Linked DNA regions of Homo sapiens: region 2 is linked to region 1. The links are chromatin contacts, found by Hi-C or POLR2A ChIA-PET in ENCODE. All regions are on one chromosome and are shown on one strand. Each heading gives the region's core, a stretch centred on a gene start or an enhancer-like site at or near the end of the contact. The rest is flanking DNA. Distances are from core to core; before and after follow the strand shown.

Region 1 (5,520 bases), core at 1,449-3,948:
GCTATAACTAGAAAGGGAAAAAGTCAAGTGAAGAATTGCATTTGCTTTTTATAAAATAAGATGAACCTGATTATGCTGACAGGAAGAGAGGATTAACTTCCATATAGAAGGGAGAATAAGAGTTCTGGAAGGGAAAGTGATCATTGCAAAAATAATGTCCCAGAAGAGATAAAAGGAACTGGATCTAGAGTTTTCCAATCCATGGGTTACAAGCCAATATTTTGGGAATGGGATGGGATGGGATGGGATGGGATGGGATGGGATGGGATGGGATGGGATGGGACGGGATAGGGTGAGATGGTGTATTATTCAGGGTTCTCTAGAGGGACAGCCAGTGGGCCATCTTTTAATCCATATTTCAGCTAACCAAGCAAATAAACTATTAGAACCTTTTTAAACTCTCTGAGCTGCAACATTAAATGCAGAGTCCCTACTTAATGGGCCCAAATCAATGAATTCAGACATCCATTCCATGTTCCTTCCACCATTATCCCACACCCTTAACATCCATTCCCATGCCTGTTCTCCAGATTTCTGCTCATATAAATTAGAAAACTCAAGCAGTTCTTTTCAAGTGTAGCACACCTCCTCATGGGTCACACTCTCAACCTCACCTCTAGGGGCCTGCCGGGACTTTAGTTTAGTTATAGGCCTAGAAGCAAGCAGGGGTGTTGGGGGTGGCTCCTGAAAAGGATCAACAATATCTTGCCTGGCAACTGCCTCAGGGGAGGCCATTACTGTTGCCTCAGGCAGCACAAGGTTTATCTGCCCAGGCAAAGGTGGAAAGGCTGATGGCAGCATGGGACGGGGAAGGGATGTTGCCACTACGGGGGATGAGGAAGCTGTTTCTTCGGGCAAAAAAGTTCATCAGAGTTTACAAACTCAGTGTCCCCAGCTTCATCAGGGTCCTCCCACACATCCCCATTCCAAGTTGCAGGGTCCCACTATTTTCCAATCAACGCCCTCATTTTAACAGTAGACACCTGGCGAGGCTATGCATGCACCTTCTGTTGCAGGTCAGCCACTCATATGATAAGAACTTATGTCTGTTTTTCCACTATTTCAGCTCTTTCTCCATAGGAGATAAGACTCTCAGTTGGGGCAATGTTAGCAGATTTGAGGCTCAATATCTATTTCTGAAGCCAGGAGTTAGAATCCCAGAGTTCATTTTCTTTCATCACTTTGTCCACTGAACTTAGGAGCAGCCAACTAGCTTCATTATATTCCTTGGTTCTCCACATATAGTCAAAGGTATTATGTATAGAGTCACTAAACTCCTTGCCTCTCACAAGTGATGAATCAGGAGTGTCAAATGCATTTAACTTGTATAACTCTCTAAATAGTTCACACCAAGGCCTGTCAGTGTTCTCCATACTATTAGAAATAGAGTCCTTAGCATTTTTTGGGTCCAATCATATTAAGCAGCCAACTCCAGAAACTGCAAGACCAATGAAAGAACTCCATCCTTAATATTCTGTTCGTCTAGAACCACTCCTGGTACCAAAATCTGTATTAGTCAGGGTTCTCTAGAGGGACAGAACTAATAGGATGGAGATATAGATATATATATCTATATCTCCATCCATATATATATATATATATATATATATATATATATATATATATGAATTTATTAAGTATCAACTTACACGATCACAAGATCAAGATCCCATGATAGGACATTTGCAAGGAGAGCTAGTCCAAGTCCCAAAACTGAAGAACTTGGAGTCCCATGTTCGAGGGCAGGAAACATCCAGCACAGGAGAAAGATGTAGGCTGGGAGGCTAGGCCAGTCTCGCCTTTTCACGTTTTTCTGCCTGTTTTCTATTCTAGCCATGATGGTAGCTGATTAGATGGTGCCCACCCAGATTAAGGGTGGGTCTGCCTTTCCCAGCCCACTGACTCAAATGTTAATCTTCTTTGGCAACACCTTCACAGACACACCCAGGATCAATACTTTGCATCCTTCAATCAAGTTGACACTCAGTATTAACCATTCAAGATAGGATGGAAATTATTGGAATGCCTCACATTTTAAGAGGCTTGTTTCATGTGTGTACAGGTCATGATGAAAAGCCTATTTTTTACTGTGAGCTGTAGTCAAAATATGTTTGAAGCAGTGGTCATGGGTGAAAAGGTTAGATTTAAGTTCTCCAGGACAACCTCACTGTGCTTTTAGCAATGGTGCTAGATGCCTGTCCTGACCGACTACAATTCAGATAAACCCACCCATCCCATCTTCTTTTTTCCCTCCTCTTCTTCTCCCATCCCTCCCTTTCTTCCTTTTTCCTTCCTTCAATAAACATTTATTGAGCATCTATCTACAGCCTACCATTCAGTTTCCTAGGCTCTGGGCACACTCCTATCCTCACAGGGCTTCTAGTACAGCACTTACTATCTAGTAAGAATGACCTCTGGACACCCAAGACTATTTGCAGCACAGGCCTGGGCCTATTCTCCTAGTTCTCGCTTTGCAACTCAATCCCTGACTCAACTTTGCCTTCCCTCTCCTCTCATATCTGGATAACTGGCATGGTCTTACTATGGCTCTAAGCCCTGCTCCTTTCCTCAAACACTCTTATCCTCTGCCTCATATGATTCCAGCCCAGCCTGGCCCCAGCCTCAGCTCCCACTCAATACTCACCCACATGCCCATGCTGCTGCCCAGCCTGCCTGAGGCCCCAGGTAGCGACACAGCCTCCTGGCCCCCCAGGTAGTGAAGGAAGGATCTGTCCTCCCACACACGCAAAAGCATTGTATCTCAAGGAGGTACCAGAAGAATGTAAGTATCCCAAGTGAACTTCACTCTTGTCAGGATACCAAAATTCCTGAGAGGTGTTCTCAGTTGTGACTTGGCAAAGCCCCTGGAAGATGGGCAGGGTGGCTTGCACATCGCATTGATATGCTCATGCTGCATGTGCAGGCTGCTCTATTTGGCCATCCATTTAGGTCAGGTTCTTGTTTTTCCAGTTTTCTTCCATTCCACACACATCCCTTTGTGACTGAGGTTTTTACTTCAGGCATTCAGATGCACAGTCTTAAATGTGGCTTCTTGCATTGAGCTAATTAAAACAAGAGAAAACTTTCTGCTGCAAGATTTGTGAAGGGGAAAGTCTACAAAATTTTCAATGTTTTAACACCACTGGAATGAGAGAAGAGGACAGCTTCAAAAGGGCCTGAGAAAATAGCTATTTCCAAAGCCCTCTTTCTTTATTGTTTTGTTTTGTTTTGTTTTGAAATGGAGTTTTGCTCTTGTTGCCCAGGCTAGAGTGCAACGGCCCAATCTCGGCTTACTGCAACCTCTGCCTCCCAGGTTCAAGCGATTCTCCTGCCTCAGCCTCCCAAATAGCTGGTATTACAGGCATGCGCCACCATGCCTGGCTAATTTTTTGTATTTAGTAGAGAAGGTGTTTCACCATGTTAGTCAGCCTGGTCTTGAACTCCTGACCTCAGGTGATCTGCCCACCTTGGCCTCCCAAAGTGCTGGAATTACAGGCATGTGCCGCCACGCCTGGCTTCCAAAGCCCTCTTTTATAGATGATCACACTGAGGTTCATGAAGTTAAGAAATTCACCCAATTTTAATAGTCCATGGCAGCTGAGATGTTCTATGAGGGGCCTCAGGGGTGACTAGGGAAGGAGGGAAGGGCTCAGGGACTGGCACTCCACACCCTGTTTCCTTTTCATCCAAAGCAGCTCTGCTTGTATCTGTTTCATGTGCCAGCTTCTGCATGAGAATTAGTTTGAAAAGAGAGCTTCACCACTTCAATAGCAAAAAAGCACACACACAAAATAGCAAACTCTGCCATAATTTTTATAACATTAAATTAGACCCCATTTACATAAACAAGAAAAAAAAGTACTCTAAGAAGATGTCAAATTCCAGTTAATGATATCCATGCTGTTTCACCAGTTAAGGGAAAGTTTACTGATGCCTGCAAGTAACCTTGAAATGTATCCCAAAAGTAAGAAGGATTAATGAATGGATGGAAGGATAGATATATGGGCAGATTGGCAATAAATCAAGTAGTAAAATGCTAACGGTAGGATTTAGATGGTGGGTTGGGTTTGTAGGTGATCTTGGTAGAGAGTCTTTCATTCAACTTTTCTACTTATTTGAAAACTTCATAATATAATGTTGGGAGAAAAAATTGACACCAGGTGCACATGCTCCAATAAATGTTTTCTTACCTTTTACTAGCTAGTTAAAAACAAAAAAAGAAAATGAATATTATGCCTGTACCACCTTACTGCATGGCCAATCCTGTTATTATGAGGAGAAAACAGAAATAATCAATGTGATCACTTTGGGAAAGTAAAACACTACCTCAAATATTTTGCCAAATTAATCATTTATTAACCAACTTTTAATTATGTAACTCTTTGAACTTCTAAGAAACTGCTGGGTCTAACTGAAGCCTCTCACATTTCTATAGTGCACTAACCTTTGATAAGTAATTAAATAAGACCTTTTACACACGTTGTTTTGTTTGAACCAGACAGTTCTGTAAAATGTATAGGAAAGCATCGTCCCCACTTTGCAGATGATGAGACTGAAGCTCCAAGACCACACAGCCATCTATAATCACATGGCTGGATCTTGAAATAAAGCTCATGATTTCCAGCTCCTGGGGAGGGTGATGATGGCAAGAGGAGGGCAGAGTAGATCCACTGTGGCATTCATGAAGGCCTTCAGGTTGAAGAAATGCAAAGCAGCAAGATTGAAATGGACAAGTTAATGGAATGATCTGATCAGATCTAGTGATTAAACATCTTTGTATATTTCCTTCTTAACTTGTAAAGTATTACTTTACCTCTTACAGATGACCACTTTGCAGTAAATGATTTACTAATGTTTGCATCAGCACTCACAATTGTCTCCATTTCAAAATAAATTCTGGTTACATATTGAAGTCCAGAAACTGTAGAGGAGGAATGGGAACTTGGAAGTCTACAATGTGTTCATTATGAAGTTCTGGGGCATTAATCACTGAAATGAAATGGACCTCAGTTTCTTCCTCAATACAGTAGGAGATGCCAAATTAACAGAGAGACATAGACTTGAATTTTACACGTAAAATGGATCATGATGATTATTTATTCCCTCAGTTAGCTACCTGGAATTTCAAAGACTTCTAGACTAGCATAAGTCTTTGAAATTCAAAGACTTATATTATTTCAAAACTTGTCGTAGAAAACATGTACTTATCCAAAATGGTGATGGTCAAATTAAAACACCTCTATTATTTCATTATATTATTCTCCTGTTCAGCCAAGCTTACACTGGCTGTTAAAAACATCTCTAATTCTTGAAAAAAATCAAAATAAAAAAATCACTTAGATGCAATTTATTCTACTGGAAAAGTTTTCTAAACTTTAAAAGGAGGATGGGAGAAGGACGGATAATAAAAAAGATTATTTATCTTTTATCCCAAATTGTGAGATAATAATCTTGTCAAAATTCTCTGTTTTACTAATAAGAACTAAAGAATCAAAGAAACTGGGTGATCTCAGTTAATCC
Region 2 (5,520 bases), core at 1,082-3,581, 400 kb after region 1:
TCTTTTTTTTCCCTCAAGGAACCTGATTATTCTGGTCTGAATTGTGTTCTTCCTCCCCAAGTTCATATGCTAAATGTCTAACTCCCACTACGGCAGAATATGACTATATTTGGAGACAGGCCCTTTAGAAAGGTGACTAAGTTAAAATGAGACCGTTAGGCTAGGCCTTACCAGTCAAACCTCTGTCCTCATAAGAAAGGGTGATTTGGATGCACAGACGCCAAGGATGCCTGCACAGGGGAAAGACCATGTGAGAACAGGGAGAAGGCAGCCGTCAGCAAACCAAGGAGCAAGGCCTCAGGAGAAAGCAAACCTGCTGGCACTTTGATCTTGGACTCCAGACTGTGAGAAAATAAATTTCTGTTGTTTAAGCCACACAGTCTGTAGTATTTTGTTAGGGCAGCCCTCGCAAATTACAATGACTGTATGATCAATTATGTTTTTCCAAACATAGGTTAGGTTTTTAACATTCAAATGAGGAATGAAAGGACCCTAATTCAGGGAGGCAGTTAAGCAAATAAAGCACTAATTTTAGAGGCAGTCTCAACCAAACCCACTCTTCTAATGCGTAGTTGTTTAACAAAGCGGCACAGTCAGCACCATACAGGAAAACTGACTTACTATGTGCCAGGTATTGTTCTAAGCTTATTTATTTATTTATTTATTTATTTATTCATTTATTTATTTATTTATTAATGAGATGGAGTCTTGCTCTGTCGCCCAGTCTGGAGTGCAGTGGCGCGATCTCGACTCTCGACTCACTGCAACCTCCACCTCCCGGGTTCAAGCAATTCTCCTGCCTCAGCCTCCCGAGTAGCTGGGATTACAGGCACATGCCACCACGCCCAGCTAACTTTTGTATTTTTAGTAGAGACAGGGTTTCACCATGTTGGCCGGGCTGGTCTCAAACTCCTGACCTCAAGTGATCTGCCAGCCTTGGCCTCCCAAAGTGCTGAGATTATAGGCGTGAGCTACCGCACCCAGCCTCTAAGCACTTTTCTATATAAACTCATTTAATCTTCACAAGACCCTACTGGGCAGGTGTGATTGGAAATTGAGGCACAGGGAGGTTGGTTACTTGCACAGCTGGGATACAAACCCAGGCAGGCTAGAGCCACGGCTTTGCTTCTAACCAGTAATCCATGCTGCTTCCTTAGTTAATAGCTCTAATGCTTATTACCCCTCCCTCACCAACCACTCAGCAGGACAAAGTGGTAAATTCAAATTCAGGCTCTACTCCTTATTCCTCCAGGCAGTTTCATTATCTGAGTACTTGGCATAATAATATCTTCCTGCTGTGGGGGTCGCCTGAGATAATGATACAGGTGCTTGCCTGTGGAATCAGCCCCAGGCACTGCAGGCCTGTTTGCAGTCCCCTCTGTATCTCGGGTCTCAAGTTCCCTCTGATGATATTCAAAGAAACTCCACCAGGGCCTTAGGTTCCATCAGGGGCTTCTTCCAGATCATCTTGTATCGGTAACGCACAATGATTCAGCCACACCCATCCACAAAGGCTCATTACCTCTTGCTTTCAGTAAACCAGGCTGAACACAGGTAAGAATAGGAGAAAAAAGAGGTCCCAACTCATGCTTCCCTGACCCCTGTATCTCTTCCCTAGGCTTCTGGAGAGCCTGCCCGAGGCAGCTGGCAGCCCTTAGAACATTAGAAGGAGAAAGTTTTTGGATGCAAAGTATTCGTGAGGAGGGCTCATTGAAAAGAAAAGGCAGCCTATTGAAATTCAAGTTAAGCTTAGACCAGATCCTATGGCTAACTCCCATAGGATATCCTCCCGCTATCTCATGTGGGGATAGCCATAGGATCTGGTCTATGCTTGCAGAGCCATACAACCCTCCTCCCCACACCCAGTTGCCCGTAAGTACAATTTGAGCTCCCCACCCACCATGGTCTGCTGTACATCTTGATACCAGACCTGCCTTTCCTGGAGCTGGCCTCAGATGGATTCAGCTGGATCCAGTCCAACCAGATTGTAAGCTCTGGCCCTCCAGATAACCTCTGTGGCTTCCTCCAGGCCTCCCACAGTTGGGGCCTCTTGGAATCACAGTTGATAATGTTAGTTGCCAGCAATCACCCCGATCTCTAAAACTTCATCTCCGTGCTTTCCGTTCCTTTGCCAACCACCTGTTCAGGCTGATGATGACATTTAATGAATCTCCTTCCTTCCTAGTCTTGATAACAGCACAGGTCCCTCACCATACGAAGAGAAACAGCCTTTCAAGAACCTGCTTTGGAAATTGGCACTCTCGACATACAACTGCATTCCTTTCAGCTCACATTACTGCAGCTGCTCCAGTGCCAGCATCTAAACCATCTCATCTTGTGTCCAGTGCAGTGAAATCACCTTGTGGGGAGAGCAGTCAATGTGTTGGTAGGGACCAAGGGCCGAGCCTACCCCACTGGGAACTGGCTGGGCTGGGCCCTGTGTTTGATAGAAATCCTAACATATTCAGAGCCATAGGAATTTTCTTTTTTCTTATGCTGATAGTTTACTTCCATACTACTAAAATTTGCAAAACAAAATGCCACAGGCTAGGCTAAATACAGTGCACATTCTATCTCTCTCTCTTTTTTTTTTTTTTTTACATTTTTTTGAGACAGAGTTTCACTTTTGTCGCCCAGGCTGGAGTGTAATGGCATGATCTGGGCTCACTGCAACCTCCATCTCCCGAGTTCAAGCAATTCTCCTGCCTCAGTCTCCCAAGTAGCTGGGATTACAGGCACCCGCCCCCAACCATGCCTGGCTAATTTTTTTTTTGTATTTTTAGTAGAGATGTGGTTTCACCATGTTGGCCAGGCTGGTCTCAAACCCCTGACCTCAGGTGATCCACCTGCCTCGGCCTCCCAAAGTGCTGGGATTACAGGCGTGAGCCACCGCGCCGGCCATAGTGCACATTCTCACATGCGCTGCATGGCCACAGGGAAAGGCATAAGCTTTCTTGTCCCCCTCCATCTGATATAAATAAATAATCCAAGAAACAGAGCATTTACTTTTTCAGGACCAGATTTATTCATGGTATTGGCTGCTCTTCTGGTAAATGAGCTCGGCTTCCAGGAATCAAGCCTGCCCACGTAAACATGGCACCCCGACCCCTGAGAATGTTAGCTGGCCACTCCTCACCATATACTCCTGCCATACCACAAGTGGATGGCTAAATGGTTCACGCCCAAACTGTCATCTATCTAGAAGCTATTACAATCTAGATTTTTAAAGTTACGTATTCTAGATCCACAAAAGGTACAACAGACTAAGTGCACTTAAGTTTTGCAATTTGTTTCAGCTTGAAGGATTTCCATACGTAATTGCCCACAGTTGTTATGCAGTGTCAGAGAGCTAGCACAAAAGGCGGTCTCCCTGAGACATAAACCAATCTAAACAGAGCTGTCACTATAGTTTTTACACAGATGATGATTCTCCCTTCTGCAAATTTAGGTCATGGTAATCTGTCTGTTACTTTTGATCTTCCCATTGAACTATGTTTCTCCATCTTGCTAGTGTCTTCGATCGTTTTCTTTTGTGAAGGGGCAAAAGAAAAGTTATCCAAAAATTCTTTTTCCACTCTGGTAAAAGTAGTTTTAAGATAATACTAAAAAGTAATGTTTTATCGCCCTCTACTGGTATATGACATTAATAGCCATTTGCAAAAAAGTTAACTTTTAGAGAAAAGGTAATAAAATTCAGAAAAGTCAAAAAAAAAAAGAGCCTTTTATGTGCCTTTAACATTTGTCTTATTTTTATTTTTATTTTTTTGAGATGGAGTCTCGCTCTGTAGCCCAGGCTGGAGTGCAGTGGCATGACCTTGGCTCACCGCAACCTCTACCTCCCAGGTTCAAGCAATTCTGCCTCAGCCTCCCAAGTACCTGGGATCACAGGCACGTGCCACCACACCCAGCTAATTTTTGTATTTTTAGTAGAGATGGGGTTTCACCATGTTGGCCGGGCTGGTCTTGAACTTCTGACCTCGTAATCCACCTGCCTTGGCCTCCCAAAGTGGTGGGATTACAGAGGTGAGCCACTTCGCCCAGCCAAAATTTTTTTCTTTTTCTTTCTTTTTTTTTTTTTTGAGATGCAGTCTCGCTCTGTCGCCCAGGCTGGAGTGCAGTGGCGTGATCTCGTCTCACTGCAACCTCCACCTCCCAGGTTCAAGCAATTGTCTTGCCTCAGCCTCCTGAGTAGCTGGGATTACAGGCGCACACTGCTACGCCTGACTAATTTTTTGTACTTTAGTAGAGATGGGGTTTCACCGTGTTGCCCAGGCTGGTCTCGAACTCCTGAGCTCAGGCAGTCCTCCCGCCTCGGCCTCCCAAAGTGCTGGGATTACAGGCGTGAGCCACCGTGCCCTGCAGTTTCATTTTTATAATATCTTAAGGTAACATAAATACTTTACCTTTTTTTTTTTTTTTTTTTTGAGACGGGGTCTCTCTCTTGCCCAGGCTGGAGAACAGTGGCGTGATCTTGGCTCACTGCAACCTTTACCTCCCGTGATCAAGCAATTCTCCTGTCTCAGCCTCCCAAGTAGCTGGGACTATAGGCGCCTGCCATCACACCCAGCTAATTTTAATTTTTGTATTTTTAGTAGAGACGGGGTTTCACCATATTGGTCAGGCTGGTCTCGAACTCTTGGCCTTAGGTGATCCACCCACTTTGGCCTTCCAAAGTCCTGGGATTACAGGCATGAGCCACTGCACCCAGCCATTTGCTTTGTTTTTTAAAATTTTTATTTATTTTAATATTTTTAGTAGAGATGGGGTTTCACCATGTTGGCCAGGCTGGTCTCGAACTCCCGGTCTCAAGTGATCTGCCTGCCTCTGCCTCCCAAGGTGCCAGGATTACAGGAGTGAGCCACTGTGCCTGGCCACTATTTTCATTATTGTTCATTATACAGGCATCTTTTAACATTAGGTATCTGACTTGTCTGCATCTTTTGTTCTAATATTGAGCTTTGCTGGGGGAAAAAAAGTTTATCAGTTGCATAATTTGGGGAAACTTTCTAAAGATACTTATTAAGAGAGAATTTCTCTTAGATATTCTCACTCTCTCTGAAGCATCTTTCTTTTAATTAATTAATTAATTAATTAATTTTTTTTTTTTTTTTTTTTTTTTTGAGACGGAGTCTCGCTCTGTCGCCCAGGCTGGAGTGCAGTGGCAAAATCAGGCTAACTGCTACCTTGACCTCCCGGTCTCAAGTGACCCTCCCACCTCCGCCTCCCAAGTAGCTGGGACTACAGGTGTGTTGCACCATGCCGGGCTAATTTTTTTAAAACTTCCTGGGCTGGTTGAAGCTTGCTTGCTTGCTTGCTTGCTTGCTTGCTTGCTTGCTTGCTTCTTTCCCTCCCTTCCTTCCTTTCTTTCTGTCTTTTCTTTTCTTTTCTTTGACAGAATCCCGCCCTGTTGCCCAGAATGGAGTGCAATGGTGTGATCTCGGCTCACTGCAACCTCTGCCTCCCAAGTTCAAATGATTCTCCTGCCTCAGCCTCCCGAGTAGCTGGGATTACAGGCTCCTG

What was found. A loop is a pair of places that touch in the nucleus more often than their neighbours do. ChIA-PET counts read pairs that join two places held with the same protein, here RNA polymerase II (POLR2A). Pooled maps may share reads with other maps.
Region 2: a map with no recorded cell type shows a loop between it and region 1 (3-fold over the local background). The contact joins two enhancer-like sites. A Hi-C loop is called at or near these places in 2 of 37 single-sample maps with no recorded cell type and 1 of 50 pooled maps. POLR2A ChIA-PET finds 5 or more read pairs at or near these places in 1 of 52 experiments (activated T-cell).

The regions. Positions count from the first base shown.
Region 1 is chr13:40,280,978-40,286,497 of GRCh38, forward strand. No RefSeq gene overlaps it. Among named protein-coding and RNA genes, the nearest start is that of LINC00548, 63 kb to the left of the region's middle. Within about 2 kb of position 2,699, at least 2 of the 41 ENCODE cell types and tissues checked have a DNase peak (open chromatin) inside an H3K27ac peak, as active enhancers do.
Region 2 is chr13:40,679,545-40,685,064 of GRCh38, forward strand. No RefSeq gene overlaps it. Among named protein-coding and RNA genes, the nearest start is that of FOXO1, 16 kb to the left of the region's middle. RefSeq lists enhancers at 365-1,129, 1,130-1,894, 1,895-2,659. Within about 2 kb of position 2,332, at least 3 of the 41 ENCODE cell types and tissues checked have a DNase peak (open chromatin) inside an H3K27ac peak, as active enhancers do.